Regions from separate parts of the Mus musculus genome. Here regions 2, 3 and 4 are each linked to region 1. The links are chromatin loops, found by intact Hi-C in ENCODE. Cell type or tissue: left cerebral cortex. All regions are shown on one strand. Links, peaks and the distances in the headings refer to the core of each region. The heading gives the core; the rest is flanking DNA.

Evidence for each region. A loop is a pair of places that touch in the nucleus more often than their neighbours do. Peaks named below come from ENCODE experiments on the same cell type or tissue, not always from the same donor. Only the 100,000 strongest peaks of a DNase experiment are listed, where the experiment ranks them.
Region 2: it touches region 1 in a loop (8-fold over the local background); 12 of 42 quality-filtered maps call a loop at or near these places.
Region 3: it touches region 1 in a loop (2.9-fold over the local background); 4 of 42 quality-filtered maps call a loop at or near these places.
Region 4: a loop joins it to region 1, with 6 times the contacts of the local background. A loop is called at or near these places in 6 of 42 quality-filtered maps.

What each region holds. Positions count from the first base shown.
Region 1 is chr5:69,337,605-69,343,542 of GRCm38, forward strand. Kctd8 (potassium channel tetramerisation domain containing 8) reads right to left here and starts at 4,105. Exons shown (of 2, transcript NM_175519.5): 1 at 2,728-4,105. The coding sequence starts at 3,697. In left cerebral cortex, for the core only: CTCF peaks have their summits at 2,802 and 4,038; DNase peaks (open chromatin) are centred at 1,537, 2,259, 2,770, 3,213 and 3 more places; H3K4me3 peaks cover 2,029 bases; H3K27ac peaks cover 993 bases.
Region 2 is chr5:69,518,646-69,523,645 of GRCm38, forward strand. It overlaps Yipf7 (Yip1 domain family, member 7), which reads right to left. Exons shown (of 6, transcript NM_023784.5): 4 at 2,380-2,525; 5 at 548-729. Among named protein-coding and RNA genes, the nearest start is that of Yipf7, 22 kb to the right of the region's middle. In left cerebral cortex, for the core only: a CTCF peak has its summit at 2,478 (motif pointing left); a DNase peak (open chromatin) is centred at 2,449.
Region 3 is chr5:68,125,127-68,131,064 of GRCm38, forward strand. All of the region lies in intron 2 of Grxcr1 (glutaredoxin, cysteine rich 1), which reads left to right. Among named protein-coding and RNA genes, the nearest start is that of Grxcr1, 96 kb to the left of the region's middle. In left cerebral cortex, for the core only: a CTCF peak has its summit at 3,463; a DNase peak (open chromatin) is centred at 3,493.
Region 4 is chr5:68,249,512-68,255,449 of GRCm38, forward strand. No RefSeq gene overlaps it. Among named protein-coding and RNA genes, the nearest start is that of Grxcr1, 220 kb to the left of the region's middle. In left cerebral cortex, for the core only: a CTCF peak has its summit at 3,349 (motif pointing right); a DNase peak (open chromatin) is centred at 3,371.

The sequences.
Region 1 (5,938 bases), core at 571-5,570:
AAGTGCAAACTTTAACACTTAATAATGTAGTTTTCTCTCTAAATTAGGGTCATCCATTAAGAATTCTAATTTCAGGTTGTCATGAGAAAATCTCAGAGCTCATCAGGAAGGTGAACACTCAAGAAGGGGTAGTTGTTATAATATGAAAATATGATTTGTATTTAATGTCTTATCTTCAAAATATGCAACAGACACTAAATTTTAGGTGATTTTCAAATCATCTTTTAAAATTAAATTAGCAACTTCTAATTTCAAGTTGTTATTGAGTGGCATTGTTTTGCCTTAATTGACAGACTGTATTTTCTCTTTGTAATGAGCATGTTTCCTTTTCTTCCCCTTTATTAGGGGACAAAATAGGAATGACTGAAATTAAGAAACTAAGAAACATAACTCCATAAAATCAGTACTTAAACTTAGCCAGATATGCTGGTAAATGCCTAGAGTCTCTGTACTCGGTGTCAGGAGACCAGCATGAACTACTGCTCAAGACTAAAGGGGCGGAATGTAGAATCAACTTGAGTTCAAATCTCAACTAAACACAGTTTTAATATGTAGCGCTTTGTAGGTATGTATTGGATGGGACTAAGCTTCCAAGGTGACCAAAGTAAAACTCAGGTAGGGATGGAAGCAGGGAAATTATTTAGCTAGCACTTTTGCTTGGCAAGATACAAGAAGTTTTAAAACATTGTGTGTGTGTGTGTGTGTGTGTGTGTGTGTGTGTGTGTGTGTGGTGTGTGTGTGTATGTGTGTGTGTGTCTGTGTTCCTGAAAAACCATCCCCATCAGTCTAGTCAGTGCTTGCTGATTTAACCCTGCAATTAAAAACAAAATCATTAACAGCACTCATGTTTATATCTTCTGTAATAAAACAAAACCAAAACCAACCCACAAAAGAATACTAACCATGTGAAATTAAACACTCACTTCACATCATATTCTGAAATGGTTAGAAACATATCCTTGATGAATTGACTTAGAGCCTTAATGCATCCAAATCCAGATAAGGATCTCAACGATAAGGAGGACCTTATTTAATTTTAAATATTTTAATTGCTTAATGTAGATGCAAGAGATGCTACTTTTACACAAGAAAATATTAACATCCTTTTTGTGCTTTCCCAAATACTGGTCTTTTAAACTGTGTAACAAAGAGTGTTTGAGATAAACAAAACAAGGAGCCAGGCCTGTAGCAGCAGTACTGGATGATAGCCTTCAGAAGGAAGAGGCAGGAGGACTAAGAATTGAAGGCCAGCGTGGCCTGCGTGGGAAGACCGTCATAAATGATAAATCAGTAAATGGGGTTGGATCTTTATGCATTCTTCAGTGGATATGCATTTGCTCCCCTGCAGCAGAGCTCTCCTTAGGAACTCCAACACTGTCTCAAAATGTCACCTAACTTTCAGAAGCAAAGTGTTGCCACTCACTCTGCCTCCAAGGTTACCAAAAACATACTGGCACTGAATTGTGTGTCAATCAACCCTGCACCTGCAGAAGGAGAGGCCTCTTTCCCCGGCTCTCTGCTCAAGTGTAGAAAATTAATCATTTTTGCTTTGCAATTGAGAGCTACTTAGTAAGGCAAACACAATGAGAGCCAGGTTACTTCCATTAGAGGCTTTTAGTGCTGTCCCCACCCTGCTGAACACACACACACACAACACACACACACACACACACACACACACACACACACTTACACGGCTTTTAAAGCTTCTTGTATCTTGCCAAATGAAAGTGCAAACCAAATAATTTCCCTGCCTCCATCCCCACGGGAGTTTTACTTTGCTTACTTTGGAATCTTAGCCCCATTCAATATATATCTACATGCCCCTGCATACTAAGACTGTTTAGTTGAGGTTTTGAGCTCAATTGATTCAACACTCTACCCCTTTAGGTAAACACACACACACACACACACACACACACACACACACACACACTCATGGCATGCAAACGCCTGTCCCCTTTTGGACTCTCTAATCCTGAGAGCCTCACTCTGAAGCCAAAACTCATTTCTCCTCTCTGACGTCTGTCCATAACATTGGGTAGTTACTTAGAGGGTGGATGACAGAGGAAAACCTGTATGTTACTAATTAATGGAGGTCATTTTACAGCAGCAGCCCTCATGTGCCAGGTCTCAGGAGGGGCTATTCTAGAAGCACAGTCACCATTTCATGAGTTGTGTCCTTCCAAAACCACACGCAACTGGAGCTCTTGCGCGTAGAACCGCACAGGAGCTAATCTTGGCATTTTTCTTGGCGCTGTCCCCATTTCACTTAGCCCTTTAAAGAAATGATCAAAGAAACTGACCCCCTAAACTCACATCAAACAAGAGAAGGAGGGCCTATAGGCACACACACACAAACACACACACACACACACACACACACACACACACACACACACACACACTACTGTCATCCCTCCTCTTAATCCTATGCAGTGAAGAGTTTCTAGAGCATCCTGGGGCTAGGCGGGGCAAGAAGGCAGAAATCAATAAGTTCAGGAAGAGAGCCTGAATCCAGGGATGGGGGAGGAAGGGATGAGTACTCTGCACTGCTCAAGGGATGCTGGCGGGAGAACTGCTAGTACAGATTATCAGGCTTGCCGCCAGGGCACTCTGGCAGGGGACATCCCTTCTGGGCCACAGCGGGACTTCCCCCGCCTCCAGTCAACAATGTCAGAGAAAGGGTGTGAGATGCATACATAGGTAGCTAGGTTGCTAACTTACGGAAGAAGATGTATTCAGTGTAACTGCTCCAGATCTTGTCGTCTCGGTACTGGTTGACAAAGGCGGCAGTGCCAGAGGAGTTGCACGCCACCATGTGGAAGCCGGCCTCAGACAGTCGATCGAACGCCTGCTCCAAGTAGGTGAACTTGAGGTAGAAGCGGGATGTGTACTTCTCAGGCTGACGGTCAGGGTCGCGACTCTCATTAAGAGTGTCCCCAAAGACCTCCTTGGCCAAGGCTATGCGCCCACACACCATGATGCGCGCCACACGCCTGAACTTGGCATCTGCCTGGTTATCTCGCACCGTGGTGTAAGAGCCACGGTAGCCCAGGGTGAGGAACCCAGAGCGCTTGTCCGGAGCGCTGCCACCACCGACTACACCACTGACACCATGTGCCCCAGAGCCCGAGGGCGCGCCAGCCGCCGCCCCACGCAGCAGCAGTGCGTCGCTGCTGCCCTGGGAAACGTTGTCCTCCAGGTCGCTCTGGCAGCACTCATCGTTGAGCGAGTTCTGCTTGGTGACCTTGGGCGACAGCAGCTTGACCAGGTCGGTGAGCTGAAAGAACTCTGCTTCGCGCAGGAGCCTCTCCTTCTCGGGAAAGTGCTCGGGCAGTGCCAGCTGCTTGTCGCGCAGGTAATCCAGCACGTACCTAAAGAGGAAGCCGTCGCGGTCGATGAAGAAGCGCGCGCGGCTGTCCCTGGGCAAGTCGCCCCGGCGCCTAGCGCCGCCCCGGGGACTAGAGGGTGAGAACATGCTGGCCAGAGTGCTGTCCGGGACGCTGAGTAACGTCGAATGCTTGGTCACATAAACCTGGCCGCCAACATTCAGCTCCACTACCTCGGGGAAGGGCGACGGGGCGCAGGGCCCCGGGGCGGCGGCCAGCGGAGCGCCGGGAGAGCTGGACGCGGACACCATCTCGCTGATCGGGAGGATGGTGCTGCCGCCGCTGCCCGTGTCCTTCAGAGCCATGGTCCCAGCCACCGGCCAGGTGACCCAGGAGAGCCGCACGGAGTGCTTCCCAGAGCCTCGAGGTCCCGGGTCCTCGGCGTGCGCCCGGTAGCCCTGCACTCTCTGGCTGGCCGGCGCGGTCCTCAGGGCACCCGGCGCTGCTCAGGGTTCCCGGCAGCAGCGGCGTCGGAGGCGCCCAAGCTCCATCGGGGAGAGACTCTCAGGAATGGACCTCCGCGAGCGAGCACGGCTGCTCCTTTAGGGTGACCGACTGCAACTGTGCGAGAGACTTGGAGAGGAGGTTCGGGGGCTGCGCGCGGCTCTCCGAGGGGAGGGCAGGAGGCGGGGCCGGAGCGAAGAAAACTCACCCCCGGCTGCAGGCGAGCCAGCGCGCCTCAGCCGGGAGCGCCGGCGCCGGCGCTAACTACTAGCAGCCCAGGAGGTGGCACTGACGTCAAGCTCCGAACTGGGACTGGAGCCACAGCTGTCATTTAAAGGGATAGGCTCTGGGGCTGGCCTGGCGACTCCAGAGCTAGGGAACTGGGATGAGGGCAGGGGCAAAAGGAGAAAGACAGGATGGGACAAAGCTGAAGAGGACAACACAAAGAATCCAGAGAAAGTGGACTACAACTCTCTTCATTGCAACAGAATCTCATTTATTTTCTCTCCGCACCCCGCCCCCAATTCTTTCTTATCTTCCTCCTTAACAAAACTAGCTTTACTCTCTTCAAAGAGAGGGCCTATAACCTGAATTCTCAGCTATTGTGTTGCAGATACTGGCGTTTGGGCTGTGTTTGTTAAAGGGCTGGGGGCTGTGAGCTAGGTGGAGTTGAATCCCAACTATTGTATCTTTAAAGTGTGTGTGTGATTGTGTGTGTGTGTGTGTGTGTGTGTGTGTGTGTGTGTGTGTGTGTATACAGAGAGAGAGAGAGAGAGAGAGAGAGAGAGAGAGAGAGAGGCAGATCCCCCTTTACCTATCCCTTGGCATCAAATGACGTGATTGTAACTGATATTCTACATCCTGTTAGGATTTAAAACTCATAAGTTTGATTCCATTTCACAAAAGCAATAAAGGACTATGAGTAACAAAGCAACTCTCTGCAACCAAGGTCACAAAAGTTGATGCACAGAAGTTGAGGAAGAGACAGAAAGGGGACAATTTTATTTTATTTTTTTCTAATCTTGATCCTCCTGATCCATCCTTCTTTTTATTTCCCTTGCAGTCTCTCAGAGCAAGAGGATGACTTATGCTTTGTTGTCTCCCTAACTCTAGTGCTCTGCTCACAAATACAAATCAGCGTTATTTGTGATGGAAAAAGAAGACTGAAATTCAGAAGAGAAATTCCTTTCCATTGCTAGATAATTTAACAGGCTGTCCAGCACTAGGTGTAACTTAATGACCATAAATGGGAATCATTGTCTTACAAAATGCTAAACTGAATATGGAGTTTTGAGACACAAAGGAGTTTGCTCCAAAAGTATTTATAAATAAAAATTACATACAAACTTTACTGTTATAATCCCCACCCCAAATGCTTCTCTATGGTTCCTCCCACTCAAAATCACCCAAATAGTAATGGATTTGAGATTCGGGTATAACCTTACATTTTCATAAATGATGAATATCCTATTATTTGGGCATTACAAACTATATTTAATTCATTGATTCTTATAAGCCGCATCCACAGAGAATGCTACATCAATTTTGAAAGTTAGATTACCTGAGGCAGCCTGAGCTTAATGGACCAATGAAAGGACACAATACTTTTGTCAAATGATTAAGACTTAAAAGAAGGCTTGCAATAGGCATGTTCACTGACTCCTCTTACTCAAACATAATACCTCATCCTCAAGTTATGTTGATAAATAAAATTGAGAAGTAAAATTGATTTAAGTCCTTTTTTTTTTTTCTTAAATGCTTAAATAGAACGTTGGAAACAATCCGAAAAGGTACATTGTCTTCTACCTCATTTGAAGAATAAGAAAATATTTGTCCTTTAAAATAATGGTTTCTGGAAAATGAATTAAGAAAAGTTTTATAACTTTCATAGATGAATAAGTAATAATGCCTCAAACTGCTACTAATGAGGCCCATTTATCATGAAGTAAATGTCCCGAATGATGAGGATGGTGCAGACTCTTGCATTCTAATGAAATGGATATACAGACAAATATGAATATGGACACAGAAACAAGAGATTACTGATGCTATCAGCTTAAGATGTATTTTCATTGGTGTTACATAAAACAAACTTATGAGAT
Region 2 (5,000 bases), core at 1-5,000, 180 kb after region 1:
AGTTTAGAATTGCAAATGCCAGCTGCCTAAATGAAGAAAGAAAAGGCAAAACTTGTATTGACTGAGCCTGTATGCTGTTAAGTTCTCCAGAATTAATATCCTCATCAGGGTTCCTGTGAGTCCTCTGCTGTGAGGAGCCCAGCTGAGAAATAGCAGTTCTTTCTAGCCCAGAAGGCAGATGCCTGGGCACTGAAGTAATTTGTCAGAATTCAGCAGGCATTTACTCTTCCAAAATCAAATAAGTGAATTTCCTTCAGTTGTTATATTACCCATGCCAATAGTTTATATTGAAGAATGTGACAACTTAAAGGTACAAGTTTTAAATATTACATGGTTGGATTTATTTTTTAAACTAGTTAAATAGGAGCAGCTCCCCAGCCAAATTGACCTACTTTCCCACCCCCACCCCCGAATATATGTGTAGCTTTTAATAAGCATAATCCTTCCATTTCCATTGACAAAATGTTAAGAAACCTTCCTGATTTTCCTGGTCTGGCAGGCATGGACAAAGATTGTGCATGCGGGATCATTTAGCACAGACACTTACTGCAGTGAAAAGAAGACTGCACAGCTGGACAAGAGGACCATGGGGAGCAAGCAGTATCCCAGCACACTGGCCACACAGCCATATGACACCCCGGAGTTGCTCATCAAGTTCAGTAAGGCGTGAATCCCAAGGCAGCCAATGGCACTCATGCCGTATACATAACCAAACTGGGCTTTTCCAGCCTGAAGCAACGCAAAGAAAAAAATTAGAAATCAAAACATTTGAAAGTGTACTAGATGCTACTGAATATCATAGTAGATACATCACCAGGTCACTGAGGATTCTGGTTAAAGTATAAAAAACCCACCGCCTATAACAAGAATTATAATCTCCAAAATAAACACCTTGATAACATGTATCTATTACATATAATTAAATTATATATGTGTATTTATATACATATATACAATTTGGGACAGGCTAGTCATGCTACAAAAATAGGAAGTATTGCCAGTGTAGCTTTTTAAACCAAGCATTACCTATAGAGTGTGACAGGAGTGAAACTCTTTTTGCCCCATATTTACTGCATAGCTGAATGATTGATGAGAAGAATAAAACATCTACTACAGTCTTAGAAATTTACAGTTAGTATCACTAATAATGTTATTTTAAGAGTTTGTTTCAAATGCTAAGAAAGGTTTAATATTGAAATGGAAAATAAGGTGTCTGGGTTTTTACCTCAAATGTCTAAACCCTACCTAGACAATTGATTTTTATTAGTTCATCTTGATCTAAAATGCTTAGTGTTCTTCGATTCAAATGCTAACCAAAGCTCCCTGTAGTTCAGAGGATCAAGTTCCAGACCTCGTAGACTTTGAGTACCAGCTCTACCACTGACCTACATTCCAGTCTTCTTTTATGAGACGGGATCTTGTTAAATAGTTCGGTCTGGTCAGATGCGTGTACTTTATATGCCCATCTCCTCAGGGTTGGAATGACAGGCAAGAGAAGGTACTTAAATAACTCCTACTAGCTTTATGCATCCAAGAGTGATCTTGATGATGACACTAGCACCACTGTCCTTTAAGAGATGGTATTCGTAACATATTCCACAGAGAAACAAACAGTTGTTATATTACAAATGACTTGCAAGAGAAAGATGGGTTAATATACTATATTGATTGTTTCTGACTATTTGATTAATTGCCATGGCCTTACATAGTAGCTGAATCAAGACTAACACATTACTGTAAAAAAGAGAAGGGAGCCCTGAGAATAAGTGGGCACTCTGGTTGACAGGGTTTGAGTTAGACAGTGTTGGCGTTTTATTTGTGCTAAAAGGAGGGAGCTTGTTATCGCTGGCTGTTATATAGGAGGAAAAGAATGTGATCACTGGTCACTCCGAAACTAGATTGCATTCAGTACCCTGACTGGGTAGTATTTTAAATTTAACAAAGGGTAAGAAATCACGTATGTAGTCACACATACTTTTTAAACCACATTTGAAATATATAGCTGCATTAGAAGAAACTACTTGTGTGTGTGTGTGTGTGTGTGTGTGTGTGTGTGTGTGTATAGGGGTCTTCATGTGTGTATGCATTTGTATGTACATATTCATGTATGTGTGCTGAGAGAGGCTGTTTAACTGAGCCTACCTTCTGTATCTAACCATGGAATGGCTGGACTGCTGACTAGGAAGCACCATGGTTCCGAGTACTGGCGTTATTGTCATGTATCTCTATACCTATTTGTTAATGTGATGGGATACAAGGTCATATCCTAAGGCATGAGAAAAAGCAAATTTCTTCTGTTTTTTTTTTTCTAGAGATCTCTTCAAAAGTAGCACTCATAAAGACAAGTCAAGAAATGTCAGTTTGGCTGTCGGAAGATACCATAAGCAATGTGGCTCCCAGAGCCACACAGAAAAGGATGGGTCCTGTGAGATCCGTTTCATTCATGATGCTGCCATCTGCTGGCTTCATTGGGTTTAGCACCGTCAAGGTTTTCTGCCATATGTGATCAAAATTAATTCCAAGTTCTGCGAAAAAATAAATAAAAAGTCAAAGGTACATATAGGAAACAAAGAGTTATATTCCTTCACGGATAGTATATCTATTTTTTCATGGTATCCTAAGAGAATTTACCTAGTTGTTTTCATAATCTAAAGTGTGAGGTATAGTAAGCAAACAATACACTCAAATACTTTAAATTAAAAAAAAAAAATCTGTTAGGAAAATTTTCATCGGGCACATGTAGTAAAATTTTAATTCTAGCTAAAAGCACGGGAATTGACATACAGTAAAACCTATCATTGTAGCTAACAGACTAAAAGTGTCTCAACCACCCCTGTCAGATATTTTCTCCACCCACATTTTCAGCTGCGAGCACTTCTGTAATCAGGCCGCATCACTCACTACATAATTATGCGACGACGTTCAGTTTAGCCCTAGAGTTTCCCTTCATCCTTCCTAATAAGAACAATAACCTTGCTCTACATTGATAAAACCTCCACGAGGAAGAAAGTGTACGACTCTTCCTGCAGAGAGCAGTAACCACGACGTACATGCAGATGTTTATAAATCAATGCACTGGGAGATTGAGTCAATATACTCAAAGATTAAATACAAGGGACAAGTTAATCTTTTCCTTTTGTAAGGGAGAGTATTAGAATAAAATCATTTCGCTAAAGCAAGCTCTGATTGATTGCTCAGGTTTTACTGGCCTCTCAAGATCTACAAATACTGGTCTCACACACATGATAAATGTAGTGTGGATTCATTACTATTTTATTCATCAGATGGGCAGGATTTTGAGAGGTGAAGTAACTTCCTTTTCATCATTACCATATTTGTTAATTACATAGACATTTACTTAAATGTAAAGGGGGGTAAAGAAGAGCAGAAATAATGATTAACTGTGGCTTACATCCAGGAGAAAAATCAATATCAAAAATGTAAGATCAGAGAATCTGACTTGGTTTGTAAGGAAACTGTGCTAGCATGGGAACTGAACTAGGGGCCTCTGGAAGAACAGCGGATGCTCTTAAATGCAGAGCCAGCTCTCCATCCCTGCAAGAAATGTTTTAAAGATCATAAGATTAAACTTTCAAAAATGAAAGTGAAAGAAACTGAGTAGCATTCAGATGGTAAAGCAAGGGCTGCTAGGAAGCCACTCCTGTCTGACTGCTGGCTTCCTTAGACGCCCTCACAAGTTACAACTGGAGACAGAATGGGTCTGGCCGGTGTGGGATGCCAATCTTTACGGTAAAATAACATCTACACTTATTTAATGTCAAATATTTAATGCAATTTCAATGAGACAAATCGTGGCATGAATATTTGCGACTAAATGTGTCACATTTCTCTAGTTTCAAAAACTCCTCTGCATACATTCTCAAATAAATTTTTGAAGAGTAGCTCAATCAAAAATAATATTATTGTTGCATATTGTTAACTAGAAAAATGTGAAAAATATGTTTTATATATTCTTATCTGTATATATCACTTTTCTTAAATTTACCCATTTGATTTCAGAAACAACAAAATTCTTGAAGAGCATTATGTTTATAGAGAATCTGGTTTTACCATATATGGTAGGTACTTAATTCTGCTAATGTTTAGCAATATAATATCTATTTGGGAGATTTTTAATTCTTCTTTATACCTTATCTACATATTACACTGGCTATTATTATATAATGTTACTTATAAAAATGATAATAAATAACTTATAAAGTCTAAAAGTGAGTAATACATTTCCACATTGGCCAATCTTATTCCTGTAAAACATTTACAAGCTAGGTCCATGTACAACCAATTTATCATCTGTCAGTCTATCTGTCTGTCTGTCTGTCTGTCATCTACTTATCCATCTATCATGTGTCTGTTTATTCTTTATCACCCATCTATGCATGCATACATCTATCTATCATCTACCTCTATCATCTGTCACATCTATTTATCACCTGTCATCTGTCTACCTGTCTTTCTGTCTATTTATATATCTATATAGCTATGTATCTATCAGTCTATCTATCTATCTATCTATCTATCTATCTATCTCTCGATCTATCTTATATTTAATTTATTCAATCTTTTCTACAAGAAAGGTTACCTTCCTTAATTCAACTGCCCATTCATCCATCTATATATGTCAATCTTTCTTTCTTTCTCTCTTTATATATATCATCTATCTATCTATCTATCTATCTATCTATCTATCTATCTATCTATCTATTTATCTATTATACATATACACATATACATAAATATACATACACATATATTATATATAATGAAAAGAAGACTATGAATTTGAAAGAGAGCAAGGAAGGTTACACAGGAAGACTTGGAGGTAGGAAAGGGGCAAATTGTAACTATACTATAATCTCAAAAAATAAAAGAAAGTCATTTTAAGAGTGAGCCAGTTCTTTGAATTTCTGGTTCCACAGTTTTCCTTTGCCTTCAGTGTATTGTATCTTAAGATCATGCACACTGGAGGATGTGAATGTTTC
Region 3 (5,938 bases), core at 393-5,392, 1.2 Mb before region 1:
GTAGGCACCTAATATTTTCTTCAAGCTTCTGCAAGCACACAAGCTCATGCATCCGCATACATGTGTGCAAAGCACACACACACATCATATACATGCATTTACATATATATGCGCACAGATACAGACAGACAGATGGACACACACACACACACACACAACAGCCCTGTCTTCAAATATAGTTTGTCCCACTCCATTGGTATGACATGAGGACCTTATGAAGAAAACAAGTCTATTTAGCTTACAGTTCTAGAAGTTCAAAAGCCTATTACCTGCTCAACTCTGGTGAAGGGATATCTGGTGGAGTCGTCACTGTATCCAAGGCACATGTGGAAGGGTTCCATGCCAAGATTAAAAACAAGAGCTTTGGGAGAGGGCAGGCTCTCTTTTTTAGTAATGACCCAATTTCTAGGGAACTAATCTATGTCTAACAGATCAGACTACTCCCACATACAGCAACAATGTACCCATAAAGTTCCCATGACCTTCAACTAGTTTTCGTCTCTTAAAGTTTCATCATCACAGTGGAGACATTGATTTTTAGGTACAAAGATTGATTTTGTGTGTGTGTAATGCATGTTTATGCTGTTGCATGGGGGTCAGAGGGCAGTTTGTGAGAGATGGTTCTTTCTTTCCATCATTGGGCTACCACCATAGATGGAACACAGATTGGTAGGACCAGCAGTAAGTGTCTTCACCAGCTCAGCCCTCTTGCCAACCCCTCTTATTATCTTCCTACTTTTTCTCTCCATGTCAACAAATGAGGTGCTTCTGTTCTCTTAGACCAGTGCTTCTCAGCTTTCTAATGCTGTGACCCTTCAACACTCCTCATGTTGTGGTGGCCCCCAACCCTTGTTTTGTTGCTACTTCATAACTGTAATTTTGCTACTGTTATGAGTTGTAATGGAAATATCTGATATGTGTGATATCTAACATGTGACCCTTCATGGGGTTGAAACCCAGATGTTGAAAACCACTGTCTTAGATAGCTCCTCTGATCCTCAAGTCTCTCAAAATACTATTTTTCCTGCCATGTACAGGAAACTTCCTGAAAGAAATTGGGACACCAGATGTAGATGTAGTATACTTCACCACATTTGTAGTATTGTTTGCTAAATGATTTCAGTATTGTACAAAACTTTGAGTTAATAATTAAAGAAAATAATTATTTGAAAACTTCAATAGCTTCTGGGAAGCCCAGTACAGACTAGTTCTAAGGTAATTCTGGGCTTTGTAATTAATTGATTCTATTACAGCCTTTATTATTTTCTGCCTCTTGTCTACCTCTGATGTCCACTGTGCAGTTTCTTGAGTTAGATTACTTCCTTTTTCCCTCTAAGGAATGGAAACTCATTGATGTGAACCTATGTTCTAAAATGCCTTTCATCATACAAATGAAGTTGATCTGTCACATCTTAATTTTCACTGTAATTAGAGTCAGTAGAGATTTTGTTTTTGTTTTTGTGTTTTTTACTTTCTATAAAAGTTCTTTGGAGAACTTGTTAATTTTCAAGAAGTGAATGGGTTTTTTTTTTAGTAGTCATTATTTACAATTTTGTTACATCGTGGCCAGATAAAATGACCCATGGGGTCCTTATTATTTGGAATTTATTGATGTTTTTGTTGCACTCTAAACTATGGTAAGATTGTTTTATAGAGTTTTCATAGTCCTTTGCAAAGAATATATTCCTTTTTTCATTTGTATGTGAGCATAAATATAATTTTAAAATTGTATCTTCATTTTATTTTATGAACTGACAGAGGTCTATGTAGTCTAAGCTCACCTCAAACTTACTGCATAGCCAAGGGTAGTCAAACTCCCAATCCTCCTACCTCCCCCTCTTGAGTGCTGGGAGAACAGACATGCACCACCATATCCTGCTGTTAAGTTATATTTATAATTGCATTACCCACATATTTTGTTCTTGTCTTAATAAAATATTTTAATAATAAATTATATATATAATTTATTATTCACTGTAGTTATCTTCAGACACTCCAGAAGAGGGCATCAGATCTCATTACAGGTGGTTGTGAGCCACCATGTGGTTGCTGGGATTTGAACTCATGACCTCTGGAAGAGCAGTCAGTGCTCTTAACCACTGATCCATCTCTCCAGCCCAATATAATATTTTTTTTATCAAATGCAATGGTGTGATTTTATCAGTTGGGGTTCACATGTTTAAATGTGCTGGTGCGCTTTTTGATAATCCGCTATCCTTCTGCTTTAATATTTCACTATTGTAATATAATATTTTACCATTATAATATGAAGAGCTTTAGTCAATTAATGATTTTTGGCTTGAATTTGTCTGTGTTTCATTTTAATACATTTAACTTATGGGTTTTGTTTAGTTATTCTTATATTTCTTTGCTTGTAATTAGGATTTAATAGTTTCATTTGTGAACAAAAATAATCTTGTACTTCATATTACTGACACAGCTTGTAAACATTTATGTTTCAGCAAGGGAGTTTAACCACTTACATTTATTGTCTTAAATAAAGTTTCATCCTTACTGTCATTCCATCTGGGAGTGAATGAGTTGCTTGTGTGCCTGTGTGTGGGCATGCCTGTGTTTACAAATGTATGAATGTGTGCGTGTGAAGGCCAGATGTCAATGTTGGATGTCATTCCTTAGCCACTGTCCATCTTTAAGAAAGGGTCTCTCCTTTACCTGAAAATCACAAAGTAGGCTGGGTTGACTAGTAATCAATGCCCAGGAATCTGCCTCTGTTGTACTATTGTTTGTACACACACACACACACACACACACACACACACACACATCCCTCTGGGTTTGTTTTTATAGTTTAAGGGATCCCACAAGGAGATGGCATGTGAGGGAATCACAGCATAGCTCTGTGGGCTATGGCTCAAGGGTTCATGGGTTCATAAGTCTTGGGTTCATGGCTTCTCAGTGTTCTTCTTGTTGTGTTTTTATGCAGAAGGCTAATCCTGCATTTGCACTTTCCAAGTGATTTCTCAGTCTTTCACTCATAATCTTCCCCATCTTATGAACTTTATGAACATCTGTGCCATATACATAAAAATATTGCAGTGTTTTATTTAGTCCTTCCTACCTAGCATCATGTTTCTTCATCCAAGGCAAAAACAGTACCAATGATTCCTCATTGTCAGACATTAATATTTCAAGCTATGGTTCACTTCATAGATAATTCTGGATATAAAATATTGCTGCTGTGGAATTGTGTTCTCAGAACAACACAGAACAGATAAGAACACAAAAGCTGTTCAGCAATGCATTTCAAAGTCTCTGCTTTGGACAATTTTCACAAGATAATTTTGTTATAATTGTAAACATATTTTTACATATATGTTTTCAAATGTAGAGATGGTTCATTTAAGGTGCTTCTTTTGTTTAGAGAGAAAAGAAAGGCTGAGTAATTTTTCTTTCTATTGTTTTAGACTTTGCCAGAAAAAGTTATCATCACTACTAACCATTGACCACTAGGCAGCGCTAGGTTCCCATCGTTGCTCAGGAAAACCATGCATGGGGCAGACAGCTGAGCATTGGGGAAAAGCCACAGGTTGTATGAGTCTTGTTAAACCGAGAGTGCATTAGAACCTGAATGAGAATTCATAGTATAGGTATGCTGCTCTTCGCATTAATAAAATGAATTAGTAAATCAGGCAATGACACTTCAAATGTTTGATGATCTTTCTCATTTAAGGAGAGGAAGAACAATTATACCTCTGATAATTTAATCAATTAAACAGAACATCATCTTTGAAGAATTAGAAGAGTTGTCGATAGGATTATAAGATCAAGAATTTTACAACCATATCATGACAAAATTTTATTGACTGTGAGGACCCTGAGTTGCTTCAAAGCAAACTATGGTACTGGGGAGTGATGCAGACAAAGGCTTTAACTGGTACCTCCAGCCTAAAGCAGATGCAGACGCCTGAACTATGAAACTGCTCAGGCCTTTAGATTTCTTTATCATGCTGCTTTATCCAAGAGAAATTTTTTAATAAGTCAAGAGTATATAGTTTTTGTTGTTGTTTGTTTGATTTTGCTTTTTGCCTAATGTTTGTTGCATTCAAAGTATGCAGGTAAATCACACATTTAAAATTATGTTTTTAAGGATGAAATTTAGGGGTCAAAATGATTTCCTTAGAGGAAAAATTACTAAGAAAGAGAAGTAGAAAATTTGGTGAATAAATCTTGATTTAGATGGAGCACCATAGAAACCCATTACTTACATAGAGTTATAGTCCTCTGTCCTCATGACTTGCGGTTTGCCCTGCTGTGGCTAATCCTGTCTGATTAAAAGTACACATTATGGCAGGGTAGAAATAGCTTTGGTTACAAAATGACAGGGAACAAAGCAAAGCCATAAATTTCAACATCCAGTGTGATTTTATGACCTTAATAAGTCATCTTTAACTTTGACTTAAAGTTGCTTGGAGAATAAATCATCCTAGATTTTCTAACTTGTGTTTTTAATGTGTGGGAAGAAATTTTGATGTATAAATATTCTGTGCATTTTGAAGATGTACTATATAATTCTAGTAAGCCTATAGATTTGTGTGTGTGTGTGTGTGTGTGTGTGTGTGTGTGATCAAGTTTTATTTTTTTGTCCCAAAATTGTAGTCAAATAATCCTTTCCTTGTGAATTTATAAAGCAAACTCAGAAATACTGCATGTAGATTTATTATAGAGAGCTAGCATCCTTAATTATGATGTTATAAAGATGACTCTGTGATATATGTACACAATTGCAATTACCAAAGTTGCCAAAATAATATGTTGCTTGTATAAAAGTATAATCGTCAGTAAATACCACAAATTTTAAGCCAGTGCATTAGTGGACTGTCAGTAGATTACAATGTGGATATATAGGCTTGCATCTCTGCCTTACCATAATATGAACATCTTTCGTCACAATCTCTTAAATCATAAGTGTGTTATGTCTTCCTGAATGTTGTTTATATCTCTTCCTTTACCTTAATCCTACACAGATTAACTTAGACTCCTGTTGTGGGTAGCCAGTTTTTTGTCTCAACTGTCTTGTATGTCATTTATACCTTAAATGATATGCATGTACAAGCACTCTATATTAACAGGAAATGATCATCCATAGGTCCAGTGCCTTTTATGTAGATAATGTCATGTAATAGACTTAAATTATATTTATTCTTCTTTTCTGCCATTTATGAGAAATTTAAAATATTTGAAGTTTACTTCATACACAAAACAGGTTGGCAAATTCTGATTTTGTTGGGCCTAAATCATATATACTCACACAGGTTGTGCCCTGACTTGCCCAGTCTGGCATGGCCACATAAGGGACAGTATGACATGGTTTCTTGTCCCTGGAACAGAGACAGCAGGGTGTGGGCCCCCACAATGTTGTTGGTTGCTGTGGTGTAAGGCTTGTCTGTGTAACAGTGTCTGTATTTTGTTCATGTTCCTCCAAGTATGACCTCTCTGGCGAGGTTAATAACTCTGTGATAATCAGAGATCGGGGAGGTGAGAGCATGTCTATGTCTCAGCAAAATGGTGGCATACTGTGACCTTCAGGATAGCCCTTAAGGCTGTGAGAAGGAATGCTGAAAACATGAGTTCAAAAATATTCAATTTCTCAACTGTGCAAAATATAAGGATGCAATATGAATTGTATAAGGGGCTTCACAGATTTGAAGGAACATAGGCAGCTGCACTATGAGCCACCTTGTCATAAAGATATAAAACCATGCACATTTAAATGCAGGCAGGTTCCTGAGTTCAAGGTCAGCCTGTGCATTCTGAGTCTGGGACTTGCTCAAAAGATGTGGCAGCCCCTCTCAGGCTTCAGTAGCTCCTAGAAGAAACAACGTGATCGTAAGGAGGCTGGATGTGCATCTGTGACCTTTCTATCATTCTATACCTTATTTTTTGAGACAGGGTCTTTAACTTAGCCTAGCACTTACAA
Region 4 (5,938 bases), core at 542-5,541, 1.1 Mb before region 1:
AAGGGAAAATAGTCCACAAAAGAGAGAAAAACGAAGTTATGGTTTCTGAGTTGAATCTGGGAAAAATGCACAGGGTTAATTTACAGGTTTCTTAAGTGACTGCCTATGAGTAAGGGGAGCATTTGGCACTGCACTAAGAAAATAATTATTCCTCCTGTCTTCTTAGTCTGCTCTTTCATGAGTCAATTTTTTTCTGTGATGATCTCATAACCAGGTACTCAAGAGTCATGAGAGATTGTCTTCATCTAGGACGAGGATATTTCACTCTTTTGACCAGGAATCCTAAGGGGTGGCATTAGTGATATCTTCCTTTCTCTTGCTAAGGCAATGAGAGATGGATTTCAAAGCTGAGTAAAGGGAAGCTTTCACCTTAATAGACTCTAAGCCTGCTATCACCAGTCTAGCTAACAAAAGGATCTATCGAATCCTACTCACCAACTTCTGCCCTGACCTCTGATCCTTTTCCCACAAGGGGTGCCCTCAGTCCTTCGATCTCAGTAGGGTTCAGTTCAGTGTCTTTTCCCTTTTACAGTGGTCCTGAAAGTTTTTCTTTCCTGTTTAAATCTAGCTGGTGCAACTTCTTTGCAAATGATAAAAATAATTTCAATCAGAGGATTAATTAGAAACTAATCAAACCCTGGGTGTATACTTGTTTTTAAAATTATTGTAATCAAATCTAATATGAAAAGCAAAATGGAAACAATTTCATGCAAATTCTGATCTGAGAGACTTTTTGAAGTCAGTCTCCCATTGCTCTTGCTTCTTTAGAGGATCTTGTGCTTAGTCATCTCTTAATATACTAAATTAGTGTTTTAGGATTTTGAAGATGTGTACCATTTAGCGAATTAGTTTTCTTTTTCTTTTAGTCAAGTCTTAGAAATTTTACTGATATTGGAGTAACATCAGTCCATAGAGACTGACTATATTGATGCCCTGTCTTTCTACTGGAAGTGGACTCTGTAAGTTCCCTCTCCCCACTGTAGGGCATTTCATCTAAGGTCCCTCCCTTTGAGTTTTCAGAGTCTCTTATCTCCCAGGTCTCTGACTCAGTCTAGAGATTTCCCCCACCTCCTACCTCCTGAGGTTGCCTGTTTCAATTCTTCCTGCTGATCCTCAGGGCTTCAGTTCTGTCTCGCCCCAGCCCAATGCATGATTAAGTTACCCTCTTCCCCTGTCTGTCCCCTTTCCCATCCAGGTCCCTCTCTCCCTTCCTTTCTCCCAGTAATTGCTTTCTTCTCCCTCCCAAGTGGGATCAAGACATCTTTACTTGGGCCCTTTGGCTGGTTAACCTTCTTGAGTTTTTCGGATTGTATCCTGAGAATTCTGTACCTTTTTGTCTAATATCCACTTATCAGTGAGTACATACCATGCATATCCTTTTGGGTCTGAGTTGCCTTACTCAGGATGATATTATCTAGTTCCATCCATTTGACTACAAAACTCATAATGCCCTTGTTCTTAATAGTGGAGTATACTATTATAATACTCCATTGTGAAAATGAACCACATTTTCTGTATCCATTCTTCTGTTGTGGGACATCTGGATTGTTTCCAGATTCTGGCTATCACAAACAAGGTCGTTATGAACATAGTGGAACACGTGCCCCTGTGGCATGGTGGGGCGTCTTTTGAGTATATGCCCAAGAGTAATATAGCTGGGTCTTCAGGTAGACCTATTTCCAATTTTCTAAGGAACCTCCAGATTGATTTCCAGAGTGGTTTTATCTGTTTGCAATCCCACCAGCAATGAGCATCAAGTGGAGGGATGGGGTTGCCATCCCATAGTAAAAAACTTTGACCCAGAATTATTCCTGTCTTGAAAAACTGCAGGGACAAACATGGAGAAGAGACTGAGGGAAAGGATGTCCAGTGACAGTTTCAAACTGGGAGCCCGCTCAAGGGGAGGCCCCAAGGCCTGACACTATTACTGATGCTATAGTGTGCTTACAAACAGGTGTCTAGCATGAGTGCCCTCTGAAATGCCTCCAAAGCAGCTGAAAGAGTCAGATGCAAATATTTACACCCAAGCAATGGACAGAAGCTAGTGACTCCTCTGGTTGAATTAGGGAAAAGCTGGAAGAAGCTGAGGAAGAGGGCAACCCTGTAGCAGGACCAGCAGTCTCAACTAACCCTGATATCTCTCAGACACTGGACCACCAACCAGGTGGCATACCCCAGCTGATATGAGGCCCCCAACACATATACAGCAGAGGACTGCCAGGTCTGAATTCAGTCAGAGAAGATGCACCTAACCCTCAAGATACTTGAGGCCCCAGGGAGTAGGGAGGTCTGATGGGGTGGGGGCGGGGAAGTGGGGACAACCTCTTGAAGATGGGGGGGGGTATGGGATGAGGAACAGTCAGAGGGCAACTGGAGGGGGAATAAAGACTAGACTTTTTAAAAAGATTAAAGAATAAGATAAAAAGACTGACTATTAAAACATAAGAGTGATTTTCTTCAATGTGTCTCCTTCTGTTCCTCCTCCTTTCCCTCCTCCCCCTTCTCCTTCTATGTTGTATAGAATACCAGAGGGGAAACTTTAGAGGAGATACTTTTAATCCCGTAATGATGTCTCTTTTATAGGTGCAGTAGCAAACCATCGTCATTAGGAAAGCAAAGAAAAAAATCAAAATGAGAAAAATGACCCTTGCTAACTTTTGGAAAACTTTGGTATCTTCAAAAGCGTTCCAACTGATTTTATAATTTTAACTCAGTGCTAGTATCAGTTTCTAAATAGTTGCTTTTTCTGGAGGCCAGTTACTGTTTTCTTATGCATGAGGGCATTCGAAGCACATTTTTTTTAAAGGTATTCAGAATGGAGGAGAAGTAAATAAAGCTAAAGCTAAAAGAGAATCTGCTTTCCTGAGATAGAAAGGATATTCATATTCGGTGATATTATCTCTTTTTAGGCTAAAAATACCACAAAGAGTGCTTTCTTTCTTACAAGCAGACCAACTGTGGTAGTATCCACCAGGCCTTGAGAACCTGTGCTTTGAATATACTTATTACATCTTGTTCACTGACTACTAGGTGTGTCTCTCACATTGATTCTAGTTCAGCTTTGGCATAGACTGAAATAATAGTCTTCACAATTGCAAACCTGTGCTAGTGCACTTACTCTAGGTATAGGGTATTTTATGTTGAAGCAGGTTTTAAACTCTTTCCCCTGTGGTATAGCGAGGCAAGATGAAGATACTCTTAGAGTATCATAAACATAAGAATTATGTTGCTCGAATTGCTCAAAGTTGGAGAGGAGTCAGGACTCGGAAAAACTGATTACTCAGCACTAAAATTTTAATGAAAATACCTGGTTGGAATGCATCCAAGTGCAGAACGCTTTGCTAACTTTCCTTCAACTGCTTCAGCAGGTGGCGCTAGTGTGCTTTTAATGACACTCCGTATGCGTGTTGAGAAATAACTGGGCTAGAGTTTTTCTGTTTTCCCAGGGAATGGGCAGTTCTGTAGAAAACTAGGTACATAACCCTCTACGTATATGTATACACACACACACACACACACACACACACACACACACACACACACACACACACACACACACATATCATTTTAATCATGAAAGCATTCATGAATTACTTCTACAGAAGCTAACAACAAAAAGCTGTAATTGAAATTATCCAGCATAGGATTAAAATGCTTTCTTCAGTTTTCCTAGATTTTGGTTATGTTCTAGATTAATTCAACCGACGGCTACATTGTTTTGCCAACAGATCACTAAGAAAATTGATACTCTGCTACAGATCAGTGTGTCTTGTACAACGTGGATATGATTTAGCATAATGGAGGAGGGCCTGGGAATCTGAATTTCTAACACGTTTCCTAATGTTAGTATATATGTTCCTCATGTTAAACTTTGGGTAGGACTCCGTATCTGAGCTACCTTCAAGTCCGGTCACTGTGTGACGTTGGCAAAGCCATTTCATGACTTTGATAATGCAGTTATGAACCCAGGAGAAAAATATGGTATAGTGAACTTCCCTTTTGGGAATATGTGCACAGCAACCATCTAAAGATCCTATAAATTCTGAATTATCTGTTAATTTTAATTTACAAATATTTTAATTAGGGCTGGAAAGATGGCTTCGTGGTTAGGGATGCTTACTCTCTTACAAGGACACAGGGTCAGTTCCTCTGTGTGCAGTAGCTGTCAGCATCCTGTAATGCTCTAGGTGATTTGATAGCTCTGTCCTCTGTGGCTCTGGTACACTTATGCACACTGATTTTCAATTAATACCTCTTCCTGTGCCCCAACTTAGACATAATTAAAATAAGAACATTATGTTTAGTGTGTTTTAGATGATTTTTAAATTGAACCCACTGACTTCCAAATTTTTAGCAGTGATTTGTTTACAAAGAAACATTTTATTTCATTTAGACTTTAGCTTATGGCTTGACTTTTAGCCCCAAAGGGAACCCTGAAGCGAATAGAATGCTGGGTCTCTAAGCCTGAGAACTGACAGCAAGTTTACAATCTGGTACAAATAATTCACAGAGAGAAAGAAGGAGGAAAAAGTTCTAAATCACTTAATTACGCAACAGCGACTGAACAAATACCAAGGGGAATTGAGAGAGCAGTTGTGAATCATTTAATTCTGTGACCTTAAACTAAATTAATGTTCTAAGGGTATATGGTAGGCCACTTAGCCCTCTTATTTCCAGTGGGACTAGCCTCAATTAACACTGGCCCTTCTCAGGTCTAAGACCTTGCTGATATATGATTTCTTGTTGACCTCAGTAAAACTCACTCTGCTACCACATACAGTTTGTCCATCTGTGTCTCAGCAGGGCTCAACAACTTACAGTGGTTTACTGGATCGGGCAATTGCTACTTTAGTAATTAATACCTGAGTGTTCAGCAGCTGAGCAGTCTGAATAAATGACTTTTTAGATGTGTAGGCAAATTGAAGCAGGGTGCAAGATTCTTGTGGAAAGGTGGCGCTTTGAATTTTCAAGTCAGTCAAGTAAATGAGCTCTATTCTCTCAGTGCTAACTTTGAAATCCCATCATCTCTTTATCTTATTTCAGCTCCAGAGTTCAAAGCAGAGTGTGAGTCAATTGAGTTTTTGTAGTTTCTGTGACTTTACTAGTATAGTGAAGGTCTTTTAGAACCTTCCATTAGGGGTCATTGAGAAGTGAGGTTAAACACATGGAAAGACAGTTTGGGACTACACTAAATCACTAATGTATGCCACCTGAAAGTTTCTTTGTTTTGTTTTCGTTTTTTGTTTGTTTGTTTTAGGGAAAGTTATTCTGGGTGGAAGAGATGGTTTCTAGATTGTTTCCTAAACTCTTTACTTGTTACTTTGTGATTTCCTGAGAACTAACTTTCAATTCAACTATTAGTGAAATTTTACTTGTTTCAAAATAATATTTCCCTATAGTAAAATTTCAGGAAAACCCTTTTTTCCTTCTCAATGTGAGCAATATTTACTGATTATTTGAACTCTTCAGGCAATTTTGTAAATATTTAAATATCTTGGGTAATTAGTAGTACTAATAACATGCAGTTTTTCTTACAATAGCAGCAATCATGATATGCAAAACTGATATGTATGTTTAGATATATAAATTTCCACATTAACCTTAAAAAGATGACAGGCTGAGGCTTTCTAAAGATGCACTATGCCCAACTTCCATCACAGGAGGAGAGTCTGTGCATATTCTGTGCTTTGTCTTCATTGACTTGTAGCCATTCCATAGCATGGATCTCTGATGTCCCCAGACTTTCCCCGATGAAGAATTAGATTTAAAGTGCTCACCAAGTTCCATTTTACTTCCATAAAACTTGCATGGAACAGACAAGAGTTTCAGGCCTAGATCTTGCTCCTGAGAAGTTAGCACTCTTTTCAAAGCCAGGAGGAGGCAGCTGTGAGGTCTGGGAATGTGTCGAGAGAGAGAATGAAGAGCAACCAAGTGAGTA